Linked DNA regions of Homo sapiens: region 2 is linked to region 1. The links are chromatin loops, found by intact Hi-C in ENCODE. Cell type or tissue: heart left ventricle. All regions are shown on one strand. Each heading gives the region's core, and the rest is flanking DNA. Links, peaks and the distances in the headings are about the cores only.

The links. Hi-C counts contacts between places; a loop is a spot of excess contacts. Peaks named below come from ENCODE experiments on the same cell type or tissue, not always from the same donor. Only the 100,000 strongest peaks of a DNase experiment are listed, where the experiment ranks them.
Region 2: it touches region 1 in a loop (3-fold over the local background); 11 of 110 quality-filtered maps call a loop at or near these places.

What each region holds. Positions count from the first base shown.
Region 1 is chr12:109,596,648-109,602,925 of GRCh38, reverse strand. It overlaps MVK (mevalonate kinase), which reads right to left. Exons shown (of 11, transcript NM_000431.4): 11 at 4,801-6,278. Among named protein-coding and RNA genes, the nearest start is that of MVK, 26 kb to the right of the region's middle. RefSeq lists an enhancer at 3,709-4,398. In heart left ventricle, for the core only: CTCF peaks have their summits at 4,849 and 5,052 (motif pointing left); a DNase peak (open chromatin) is centred at 5,015.
Region 2 is chr12:109,842,008-109,847,619 of GRCh38, reverse strand. LOC105369975 (a long non-coding RNA gene) reads left to right here and starts at 4,138. Exons shown (of 2, transcript XR_945333.2): 1 at 4,138-4,288. RefSeq lists a silencer at 2,020-2,299. In heart left ventricle, for the core only: a CTCF peak has its summit at 2,138 (motif pointing right); a DNase peak (open chromatin) is centred at 2,139.

The DNA of each region.
Region 1 (6,278 bases), core at 3,779-6,278:
GTTTATGGTGGAAAAAAAATAAGACAGAAGACTCTGGTTTGACTTAATAGCTTGAGCCAGTGTACCTGGGACCCGGGGCCCCTTGCCCTCACGCTGCACCAGGCAGAATGGCGTCTCACCCCCCACTGGCCAGTACAGAGCCCTTTCACCCTGAGCGACAAAGAAGGGCCCTGGTCAGACCCTGCGGTGCAGGAGGTCTCGTCCAGCTAGACTGACAGGGTTCAAACCTGAGCACACTCCCTCGGGTGAGCCACTGAGCCTGTCTGAGAGCATCTGTCTGCTTCTCTGCAAAATGGGGAAATAATTCAGGCCCACAACCCAAGACACTCTGAAACCCAGGGCCTTGGCATCAAAATTCATTTGTCAGCAAATGCAGCAGGCTGGGCATGGTGGCTCATGCCTGTAATCCCAGCACCTTGGGAGGCTGAGGTGGGAGGATTGCTTGAGCCCAGGAACTGGAAACCAGCCTGGGCAACATAGCAAAACCCCATCTCTACAAAAAGTAGAAAAAGAAGCAGGGGGTGGTGGCGCATGCCTGTAGTCTCAGCTATTCAGGAGGCTGAGGTGGGAGAATTGCTTGAGCTTGGGAGGTCGAGGCTGCAGTGAGCTGTGATCTTGCCACTGCAGTACAGCCTGGGCAACAGAGCAAGACCCTGTCTCAAAAAAAAAAAAAAAAAAAAAAGGCCAGTGCCACATAGGCTCACATATTATTTATGGCCTTCACTCGACTTAGTGGGACTCTTCGTACCTTTCATATAGAGTCAGGGGTTGGTGGTGCTGCCCCAGATGCCACGTGGAATGAAACATGGGCCGGGAGGGGGTCTCCCTAAAACCTGCAAAATCCTCCATTCCACATCACATCTGGCCCCAGGATTTTGGACAAAGAATTGTGGTTCTGTTGTACCTGGTCTGCAGGGTTGCTGTGGGAAGTAAGTGGAATGATGCCTGAGGGGTTTAGCACCCTGCCTGGGATGTTACATTTGAGGAAACTGAGGCCGAGTTGGGGGTACAGAGGAGTCCCGGCTGGAAGTCACGCAGCCAGCAGGTGCAGAAGCTGGGCCTGAAGACGGATCTCTGGATTGCAAGTGCTTTTCCTGTGACAACCCTGCCGCATGGAGAAAACCAAATGGCAAGGAAGAGGACAAGGTGGCTCACTGTGTGACCTTAGGCAATCTCTTGCCCTCTCTGAGTCTTGGTCTCCGCATTCACAGCAAACGAGGTGATGGACTGTGTGATCTCCAAGGGTCCTCCTGACCCTGACACTTTTGGATTCAAGCAACTGAAGCATTCATTGGGAGACCATTGCCCTTGTCTGTTTCAGTTTTGAGGACATGAGGTGTGAGGTGTGAGGTTCGGCCCAGTGCCAGGTTTTCCTTGGATATGGGGAGGTGGGGGCTCCGGGCACAGTGCTGTGAGACCACACATCATGTTCTTTGGCAGGTTGCTCCCTTTGCCTGTTTGTTGTGTAGGTTGGGGGTCTGAGGTGTTCACAGCCAGGGCCAAGCGGGCAGCAGGGGTGAGCTGGGCCAGCACCGCTGGGGCAGATGTGACAACTCAGTTCTGTCAATTAGGTATGGTGGGGAGAGGGAGCTCGGAGAGGTCACCAGTCACCTCCCCGGGGAGAGTCTAGACACGGGCTAAGAGCAGGGCCCTGAAGTTACACAGAACTGCGTGCAAATCCCACTCTGCCACGTGACCCTGGGCAAGTCACTTCCCTACTCTGGGCCTCAGTTTACTCACCAACAGAATGGGGATAAGCACGGTAATTAGCTCAATGGACTGAAATGATTCACAGGGATAAAGCACACAAAGCACTTAGCACCATGCTGAGCACATCGTAGGTGCTCAGTAAAGGGTTCAAGACCTCCCAAAGCCATGTGGAGGGGCTGGATTCTGAATGACCAGTGTAGAAGACACAGCATTCTGCAGGATGATCCGCTGGGTCTCTTAAGCAAGTCATATCATGGAGAAAAATAGGTATGAGTGTGTGTGTGTGTGTGTGTGTGTGTAGGGCTGCTGTGCTAGATTAAAAGAGAAGCCAGGGCTGTAACAGCCAGGTATGTGGTATTAGACAGGGTGCCGGACACCTGGCCCAACTGGAGGAAATGTGACTATAGCCTGGGCATTAGAGATGAAACATATTGACAGAGAAAGGTGACTGGAAACCAAAAAGGTAGGTAACAAAACAGCATGTACAGTATGATCTCACTTTATCGAACAGCATGAACACACACACACACACACACACACACAGAGGGAAAGGTGGCAGCTGTTCACAGGGGTAATCTCTGTATGGTAAAAACACAGTGCTTTGATGTGATTTTTGCTAATCTGTATTTTCTTTCTACAGTGTATTTACACTGTTTCTGTAATAGTAAAAATATTATAATTTGAGAACTAAAGAGCTCAGACTAGGAACCAGAGCTCCTGGCCTCAAATCCAGCTCTCTGCCCCTTCCTAGAAGACAGTAGGTGCTAAGAGACAGCCAAAGAACTTGTCCAAAATTAGCTGGAAACCAGGAAGGGCTGGGGAAGGAAGCACCTGCGAGGTGCGGGCCCCTGAGCCAGGTGTCTTCCAAAGGGCGCTAGCTGAGGAAACAAGGAGGAAAACAGCCGTGGAGGAGAAAGGAGCTGGCTGGGCCAAGCACAAGCGAAGGGCAGGGCCGGCCCCCCACCACGCTTGCTGACCTGGAGCCAGCCAGCCAACGCGACTGGCTGCCAGCAGGCCACAGAAACCTTGGTGAGGAAAGACTCCTCACCAGGCCAAGTGTGGTGGCTCATGCCTGTAATCCCAGCACTTTGGGAGGCCGAGGTGGGCAGATCATTTGAGGTCAGGAGTTCGAGACCAGCCTGGCCAACGTGGCGGAAACCCTGTCTCTACTAAAAATACAAAAATTACCCAGGCGTGGTGGCACACACCTGTAATCCCAGCTACTTGGGAGGCTGAGGCGGGAGAATCACTTGAACCTGGGAAGCAGAGGTTGCAGAGAGCCAAGATGGCGCCACTGCACTCCAGCCTGGGCAACAGAGTGAGACTGTCTAAAAATAAATAAAAGGACTCCTCACTGACAGAGACGACATCAGTGCAACCATAGCAGCTACTCTGTCTGGAAAGAACCACAGTATTTCCTGCCTGCCTCCCAAAGTGAGACCCTTGCCAGAACCAGGGAAATTCTCTGAGAACTTCAGGCTGCAGACCCTGGGAGCGGCTCCAGCTTATGACCTGAAAGGCACTGCTGTTCCCCTCGCAAAGAAGGTGTCAGTGCTATGTGACCGCCTCTTTGCAGAGGAAGCAGGGAGGTGGGAAAGCCGGTGGGCCTTAGGTGTGTTTCTCCAACAGCGACCCAAGGGGTCTCAACCTAGGGGCTTTGGACCATCTGGGCAGGGCGCCTTGAGCCAGCTCTGTGCACCATTCTGAAGTTTTGGGGCTCTGGAAGACACCCTTATCTCTCAGCATAAGACAGTTATAATAATGAGTATTTATTGAGCACTTACCGTGTGCCACGCACTGTGTCAAGGGCCTTCTGTATATTTTCTCATTGATCCCCACGAAACCTCCATAAGGTGGGTATTAGTGAATCCCACTTTCCCGATGAGGAAGCTGTGGCCTCCAGAGGTAAGCTGTCTTGCCCAAGGTCACATGGCCAGGGGGTGGGCAGGGCTGAAGTGCTCAACCACCACAATGGCGTGCAGAGATGACCCTGGGGTCATCCAGTTCGGTATCTTCAGCCCTGGCTGCATTTTCTTATTTTTTAAAAATATTTTTGAGACGGGGTCTCACTCTGTCATCCAGGCTGGAGTGCAGTGGCACCATCATAGCTCACTGCAGCCTCCAACTCCTGGGCTCAGGCGATCCTCCTGCCTCAGCGTCCTGAGTAGCTGGGACTACAGGTGTGCAGCACCATGTGGTGCTTGGTCACACGTTAGAATCACCTGGGAGCTTTTAAAAGATGTCTTTTTAAAAAGATACCGCTGAGACAGATTAACTCAGAATATCTGGGGTGGAGTCAGGAATTCGTGGGTCCTTAGGTGGTTCCGAGGTGCAGCTCTGAGAGCGAGAACCACTGCAATAGGCAATGAGAAGGGGTGACAGCCGCAAGTGCCAACTGTCTACAAGGTAGCCAGGAGTGTGACACCAGGCCCATATGGTGGCCGCAGGGGTGGCTGGGTTGAAAGGTTGCTCTGGCCAAAGCGCACCGGCAGCTGCTTCACTGGAGCAAGAGTGTTGAGCTGGCCCCTGCCCCAGGAGTGACATCCTGTCCCCAGGGAATGAGAGAGAGAGGGCCTCAAGGAGCAGACGGGCTCTGGGGGTCTCAGCCTCTGTCCCCTGCACCCATCTCACAGCTGCCGCGGACATCTATGGAAGCCTGGGGAGGCTCCCAGGCCCACCTCCTAAAGGCTGGAGGCTGGCTGTCAGCCAGCGCCATCACTGAGGGCACAGCAGCCTCTGGCCTGGTTGTTCATTAAAATCGCGTGGGGAGGAAAACATGCAGGTCCGAGCCCCACCCCGGTCAAATACATCCGAATCCAGAAAAACGAGCCTGAGCACAGAAAGCTAAAAAATCGCAGTGAGCCTGCACACAGAGCCGCACCCAGCAGACACACGTAGGGGCTAAGAGCAGGCTCTGGAGTCCATTTGAATCCGGCCTCAGATGCTGATGAGCTGTGTGGACTTGCACCAGTTACTCGATCTCTCTGACCTTTGGTTTCCTGGTCTGTAAAGCGGGGATGAGACTAGCAATGACACTGAGGTCGGGGCAGAGATGAGAAGGGGCGATGCGTAAACACGCCTAGTCCACAGTGAGCGTTCAGTATTAATTAGTATTACTGCTTTATGCGTTGTGTTTTGAAGGGAAGGGGCAGGGAACAGCCATCAGTGATCTGGGGCCATTTCTACAAGTTAAGCTGGGGTAGGCGTCCTCCCTTCACTCTCACGTTCCCAGCAGTGATCCCAGGCCGGGCCCAAGGCTGGCGTGGGGGTGGAGCTCGGCTCCTGCTCCTCTCACCCTGCAGGAAGACAACAGCAGGGAAGGCCGCCAGCTGCCCCCTAGTGGCCAAGGGCAGACGCGCACTGAATCGCTTTCACCTCATCCTGAAATCCCTGCGCCGGCCCCCACCTTTCCACTCGGCCTCTTTGCAGGTCCGTGGGTCCCAGAGGTTCTGGCTGGCAAGGCACCAACTACAAGGGTTTCCTGATGGCTAATGGCATTTCGGAAAGCACCAAGCTGACTGCAATATAAAGTTCAAATAGGGCCGGTGGGGGGCGGGGGTGGGGAGTGCCAGGCACCCGGGCCAGAACATTTGAGTCTGTTTTCTCCATCCAGCCAGTTCATTTCAGAAAGGAAGGCGCGCCCCAGGAGCGATGGCAGGTTCTGCTTTCCTGTCTTACACAGGTCTGTGCTCTCGTGGGTGCTTGTGATTCTGGAGCTAGGAAGCTCAACTTCTCCCTCCGCAGCAGCAGCCTAGAGTTGTGCTGATGGACTGAGAGCCGTGTCCCAGTCCCTCTCCAGCAAGGGCCATCTGGGAAAAGCCACCTCATCCCCAAGACGCACAACAAAGTGACCCCAAACCCTATTTCCCTCCATTGCTGAAGAGCTCCATGGAGGAAACAGCTGGAGAGGGGACAGGGACAGAGGGAGGTGCTGGTGGCCTGGAGTCTCTACTGTTGACACAAAATCTTTTTATTCCCCATTTGCCATCTTTTCCACAAACCTCTCAGGTACAGATCGGAAGAAAGTGCATATAAACCCTGCCTTATTTAACCAGGCCCACCGCCTCCGGGACAGCCCCTGGGGGAGCCCCATCCCGCTAGGTAGAAGGGAAGGCCACACCAAGTGCTGAGTGAGCCACCCAGACAGCAGGTGCTCTGGGAGGGAGGGGCGACAAGGGGTAGGGGAAGGCTTCCTGGAGGAGGGAGAGGCCTGGCCCTGAGAGACAGGGGGCGGTCCCTGAAAAGGGAGAGAGAAGGCACACTTCTCCGGGAACCAGGCCCCAGCACCTGAGCATTGGACCCAGGCGGCCAGGAAGAACACAGGCCAAGGCGGGGGCCTGAAGCAGATGGGACTGTGGGAGCTTCAGGGAAGCAGCCCTTCTCGCCTCAGGTCTGGAGTCTCAGAGGACCCTCCTAGGCCTCCTGCTCGGCTGGCTCCAGAGGATGCAGAGGGCAGACCATGCCTCCCTAGGTCCCACCGCTGGGACTGCAGAGCTTGGCTGGCATCGCCAAGCGGCTGGGGCCTCTCCAGCAGTGTCAGGAGCTGGGCGCTCGCTGGCCAGCACAGA
Region 2 (5,612 bases), core at 1,010-3,509, 250 kb before region 1:
GGGGCCACAGAAGTTTCATGTCCAACTCCAAATCTCCCCTCAGCCGTGTTCACTTGTGTGCCAGCTGACAGTGAGCCTATTTTCAGCACACCTCCTGCCAGAGCGTTCCCACTGATGGGGTGCTGCCTTATCTGACCCAGGTTAACCATACAGAAACCCAAATTAGCTCAAATGTTTGACGAGGGTTGACATTGACTTGTTGATTCATTCAGTTAAAACTCACTGAGCCCATTACAATACAACATGTCAAACCCATTGTAATACATCACTGTTATAGACAAGGAACTGAAATTCACTTTGTAACAATTAAACAGCAGAAGAACTTCTGTCTTTTTAAAGACAGGGTCTTGCTTTGTCACCTAGGCTGGAACGCAGTGGTGCAATCATAGCTCACTGCAGCTTCAAACTCCTGGGCTCAAGGGATCCTTCTGCCTCAGCCTCCCGAGCAGCTGGTACTACAGGCATGCACCACCAAACCTGGCTAATTTTTTTTTTTTGAAAAGGAGTCTTGCTCTGTTGCCCAGGCTAGAGTGCAGTGGTGTGATCTCGGCTCACTGCAGCCTCCACCTCCTGGGTTCAAGCAATTCTACTACCTCAACCTCCCGAGTTGGGATTACAGGTAGCTGGGATTACAGGTGCCCGCCACCACACCCAGCTACCTTTTGTATTTTTAGTAAAGACAGGGTTTCACCATGTTGGCCAGGCTGGTCTCGAACTCCTGACCTCAGGTGATCCACCCGCCTCGGCCTCCCAAAGTGTTAGGATTACAGGCGTGAGCCACAGCATCCGGCCCCAGCTAATCTTTAAAAAAATTTTTTTGTGTTGACTATGTTGTCCAGACTGGTCCATTTTTGTTTAAAGGCCTTTACCCATTCCTGTATGAAGGCTAGGATAATTTTAGAGCAACTGAGATAAAATGCAGAAATAGCAATCACATAGTTTTCAAAACTAACTTTGGGATTAAAGAGGAAGTATGTAGACAACTATAATTTGTTAACGATTTATAGGAACAAGGAGATTTGGCTATTGTCACATGAGAGACCATTACCCAAGGACAAAGAAGTTTCACAAACTTCCCCCTGACCCTTGCTGGCACCCAGATGTCTGCCTGTTTCTTTCCTCCCTTACCTAACATATAAGACAAAGCCAAGCCCATATATACATATATTTTTTTGAGACGGAGTCTCACTCTGTTGCCCAGGCCAGAGTGCAGTGGCGCTATCTCAGCTCGCTGCAACCTCTGCCTCCCAGGTTCACGCGATTCTCCTGCCTCAGCCTCCTGAGTAGCTGGTACTACAGGCGTGCACCACCACGCCCAGCTAATTTTTGTATTTTTAGTAGAGACGGGGTTTCACCACGTTGGCCAGGATGGTCTCCATCTCTTGACCTTGTGATCCACCCGCCTCGGCCTCCCAAAGTGCTGGGATTACAGGCATGAGCCACCACACCGGGCCCAAGAGCATATAATTCTAAGAGGGCTCTTTAGAACATTTAGGCCATTTAGGTTTGCTGGCTCTCCAAAATAAAGTCGCTTTCCTTGCTCCAACTCCTGGCCTCTCGACTGAGTGGCTATCATGCAGGGAGCAGAAGGAGTTTGGACTCGGTTACAACTTCACCTTTCAGAGTTTCAGTTTCCTTATCCGTAACACACAGGTCTTGTTGTGAGGCTTCAATTAAATGTTACCATTTGTAAGGTAATTAGAACAATGTTTGGAGCATAGTAAGCTGCCTTAGTAGGTGTTCAGGTGTTCAATAAAACTGCAAAGATATATTTACGTGATGTGGGGCGTAGCCTGATGAGATCGAATACTGGAGTCCTGGGTCGGCCGTCTATTAGGGAAGTAGACTTGGACAGCTCACTTCACCCCTCTGAGCCTCAGTTTCCTCATCCATACAATGGGAATACCAACAGTTTCTAGCTCACCGAGTCAATGAAGCTGCCCGGGCAGGCGCTTATCTGCGTAATCGTTCAATGTTGACCCAATTACCGTCGTTTGCAGGAGGTTATATGGGGACACGACCCTTCAGTTTTGCTGGTTGGTTGGTGGATGGGTTCCCGGGTTCACGCCGGCCCCACAGCCCTGCGCCTGCGCATTGAGCGCCTGCGCTTGAGCCCCTGCAGCTCCCACGGGCCCGGTAGGTGGCGCTGTCCCCATTGTGCCGCAGAGGCAGAGCTGGGAGGCCCCGCCAGGCCCTGCGCCTCCCCACACCCCACCAGGCTCCTGCCCGCTCCCAAAGTGGGTGGAACGGAGGGAGGGCAGGAGGGGCAGGAGAACTTGTCCTCCTACCGTGCTTGGGCTGTTTCCTAAGGGCTACGTGAGAAGCCTCACTTGCACACTGTTGGGAAAGTTTGCAGCTCCTCCAGCAGGTGTCTTGGGGCCCTGAGTTCACACCTGCCTCAGTGTGGAGGGTCATTAGGTGTGTCCTGTTATTTTCACTGCTACTACTGCCACCAGCACCACCACCACCTAACAATTCTTGGGTTCACGTCCAGGTTCTGAAACTTTGAAGTTGTGTGCCCAGGACAAGTCAGTTCCCCTCTCTGAGCCTCAGTTTTTGCATCTGTGAAATGGGACAGAAACATCTCTACCTTGCAGTATTACATGAAATAAGGCGTGTAAAATACCTGACACATAGAAGATATTCAATAAATGGACTGTGTTAATATTTTTATTAATTATGATGCTACAGCCTGCCAAAGGCTCCTGAAAGGACAACTGGTTCTTAATGCAGTTAGTTAAACCGGATCATTTTCACCTACTCCCTGTTCTTGTTTGTTTTGAGATGGAGTCTTGCTCTCTCCCCCAGGCTGGAGTGCAGTGGCATGATCTCGGCTCACTGCACCCTCTGCCTCCTGGGTTCAAGTGATTCTCCTGTCTCAGCCTCCAGAATAGCCAGGACTACAGGCATATGCCACCAGGCCCAGCTAATTTTTGTATTTTTTTTTTTTAGTAGAGACAGGGTTTTACCATGTTGGCCAGGCTGGTCTTGAACTCCTGACTTCACCTGATCTGCCCACCTCAGTCTCCCAAAGTGTTGGGATTACAGGCATGAGCTACCACTCCTGGCCTACTCCTTGTACTTGAAGATACAGTAGGGCCCTTCTCAACACATCAACAAGGAACACCAGAAAATGTTGTGCATTCTCAACTCTCACTCTGCCCTGATCCGCTGTATGACTCTGGGCAAACCTCTTCTGTCCTCTGGGTCTCAGTTTCATCTTTAAAATTGGGATTAGCAACCTAAATTCCCACTGATGGACAGTGGAGAAAGAAAATGTGGTATATACAGACAATGGAATGCTATTTGGCCTTACGAAAGAATGAAATCATGTCATTAGTAGCCAACATGGCTGGCAGTGGAGGTCATTTTGTTAAGTGAAATAAGGCAGGCACAGAAAGACAAATATTGCATGTTCTCACTCATTTGTGGGAGTTTAAAAAAAAAGATCTCGTGGAGATAGAGAATAGAATGATAACCCAGGCATGGTGGCTCACGTGTGTAATCCCAGCAGTTTGAGAGGCCGAGGTGGGCGGATCACTTGAGGTCAGAGTTCGAGACCAGCCTGGCTAACATGGTGAAACCCTGTCTCTACTAAAAATATAAAAATTAGCTGGGTGTGGTGGTACACACCTGCAATCCCAGCTACTTGGGAGGCTGAGGCAGGAGAATTACGTGAACCCAAGAGGTAGAGATTTCAGTGAGCCGAGATCACGCCACTGAACTCCAGCCTGGGGGACAGAGCTAGACTCCATCTAAAAAAAACAAAAGTTTTTTTTGAGACTTGAATGATAGATACCAGAGGCTGGGAAGGGTGTGATAGAGGGAGGGCGGGATAAAGAGGTTGGTTGATGGGTACAAACATATAGTTAGGTAGAGAAATAAGCCCCAATATTCCATAGCAGAGTAGAGTGACTACTATAGTTAGCAAAAATGTATTGTATATTTCTTTCTCTTTTATTTTTTTGAAACAATGTCTGTCTGCATCACGCAGGTTGGAGTGCAGTGGCCCAATCTTAGCTCACTGCAACCTTCACCTCCCAGGCTCAAGCCATCCTCCTGCCTCAGCCTCCCAAGTAGCTGGGATTACAGGCACGCATCACCACGTCCAGCTAATTTTTGTTGTTGTCATTGTAGTTGTTGGAGATGGATTCTCGCTCTGTCTCCCAGGCTGGAGTGCAGTGGCACGATCTTGGCTTACTACAACCTCCGCCTCCTGAGTTCCAGTGATTCTCCTGCCTCAGCCTCCTGAGTAGCTGGGACTACAGGCATGCGCCACCAAGCCCAGGTAATGTTTTTGTATTTTTAGTAGAGATGGAGTTTCCCCATGTTAGCCAGGCTGGTCTCGAACTCCTGACCTCAAGTGATCCAGCCGCCTCGGCCTCCCAAAGTGCTGGGATTACAGGCGTAAGCCACTATGCCTGGACCTAATTTTTGTATTTTTTTGTAGAGACGGAGGTTTCATCAGGTTGGCCAGGCTGGTCTCGAACTCCTGACCTCAAGTGGTCTGCCCACCCCAGCCCCGCAAAGTGCTGGGGTTATAAGCGGGAGCCACCGCACCCGGCTTGTATATTTCAAAGTAGCTAGCAGGGAGGACTTGAAATGTTACCTACTCACAGAAATGATAAATACGAGTGATGGATACCCCAAATACCCTGACCTGATCATAACACATTCTGTACACGTAACACTCACTTGTACCTCATAAATATGTAAAATATTTCCTGTCAATAAAAAAATAAGTAAAAACAATGTACACTACTCTGGTAACAGGAACACTAAAATCTCAGACTTCGCTGCTATACAATTCATCCGTGTAACCAAAAACCACTTGTTCCCCAAAAGCTATTGAAAAAAATATATATATATAAATTTAAAAATAAATAAATAAAAATAAAACAAAATTGGGATTAGATAGTTCAAAGTTCCTGCCCAGCTCTGACAATCTACAATGGATACCTTTTTTTTTTTTGAGACGGAGTTTCTCCCTTGTTGCCCAGGCTGGAGAAGTGCAATGGCGTGATCTTGGCTCACCGCAACCTCTGCCTCCCAGGTTCAAGCGATTCTCCTGCCTCAGCTTCCTGAGTAGCTGGGATTACAGGAGTGGGCCACCACGCCCAGCTAATTTTGTATTTTTAGTAGAGACAGGGTTTCTCCATGTTGGTCAGGCTGGTCTCCACCTCCCAACCTCAGGTGATCCACCTGCCTTGGCCTCCCAAAGTGCTGAGATTACAGGCATGAGCCACTGCACCCGGCCAATGGATACCTTTTACCACTGTATCCAGCTCCCGGTTTGTATTTATAAGTTCAGTAAAATCTACACTCTGCTTCTGACAAGGAATGGGGCCACAAATGCAAATACACTTAGCACAGCGCCTCCTGCCAGGGGGTGCTGGATAAAGGGCAGCTGTGAAGATGATGCACCCTTAATCAGTCCTTGATCTGACCCAGAGAAGATTGTTTGGAAGGGATAGTCATTCAACCCCTGTTTGCTGAGCACTTACTATGTTCAACGCTCTGAATTCGGCTCAGGGGATCTTGCAAGAAGACAGATAAGGTCTCTCTCTCTCTCTCTCTCTTTTTTTTTTTTTTTCAGACAGAGTCTCACTCTG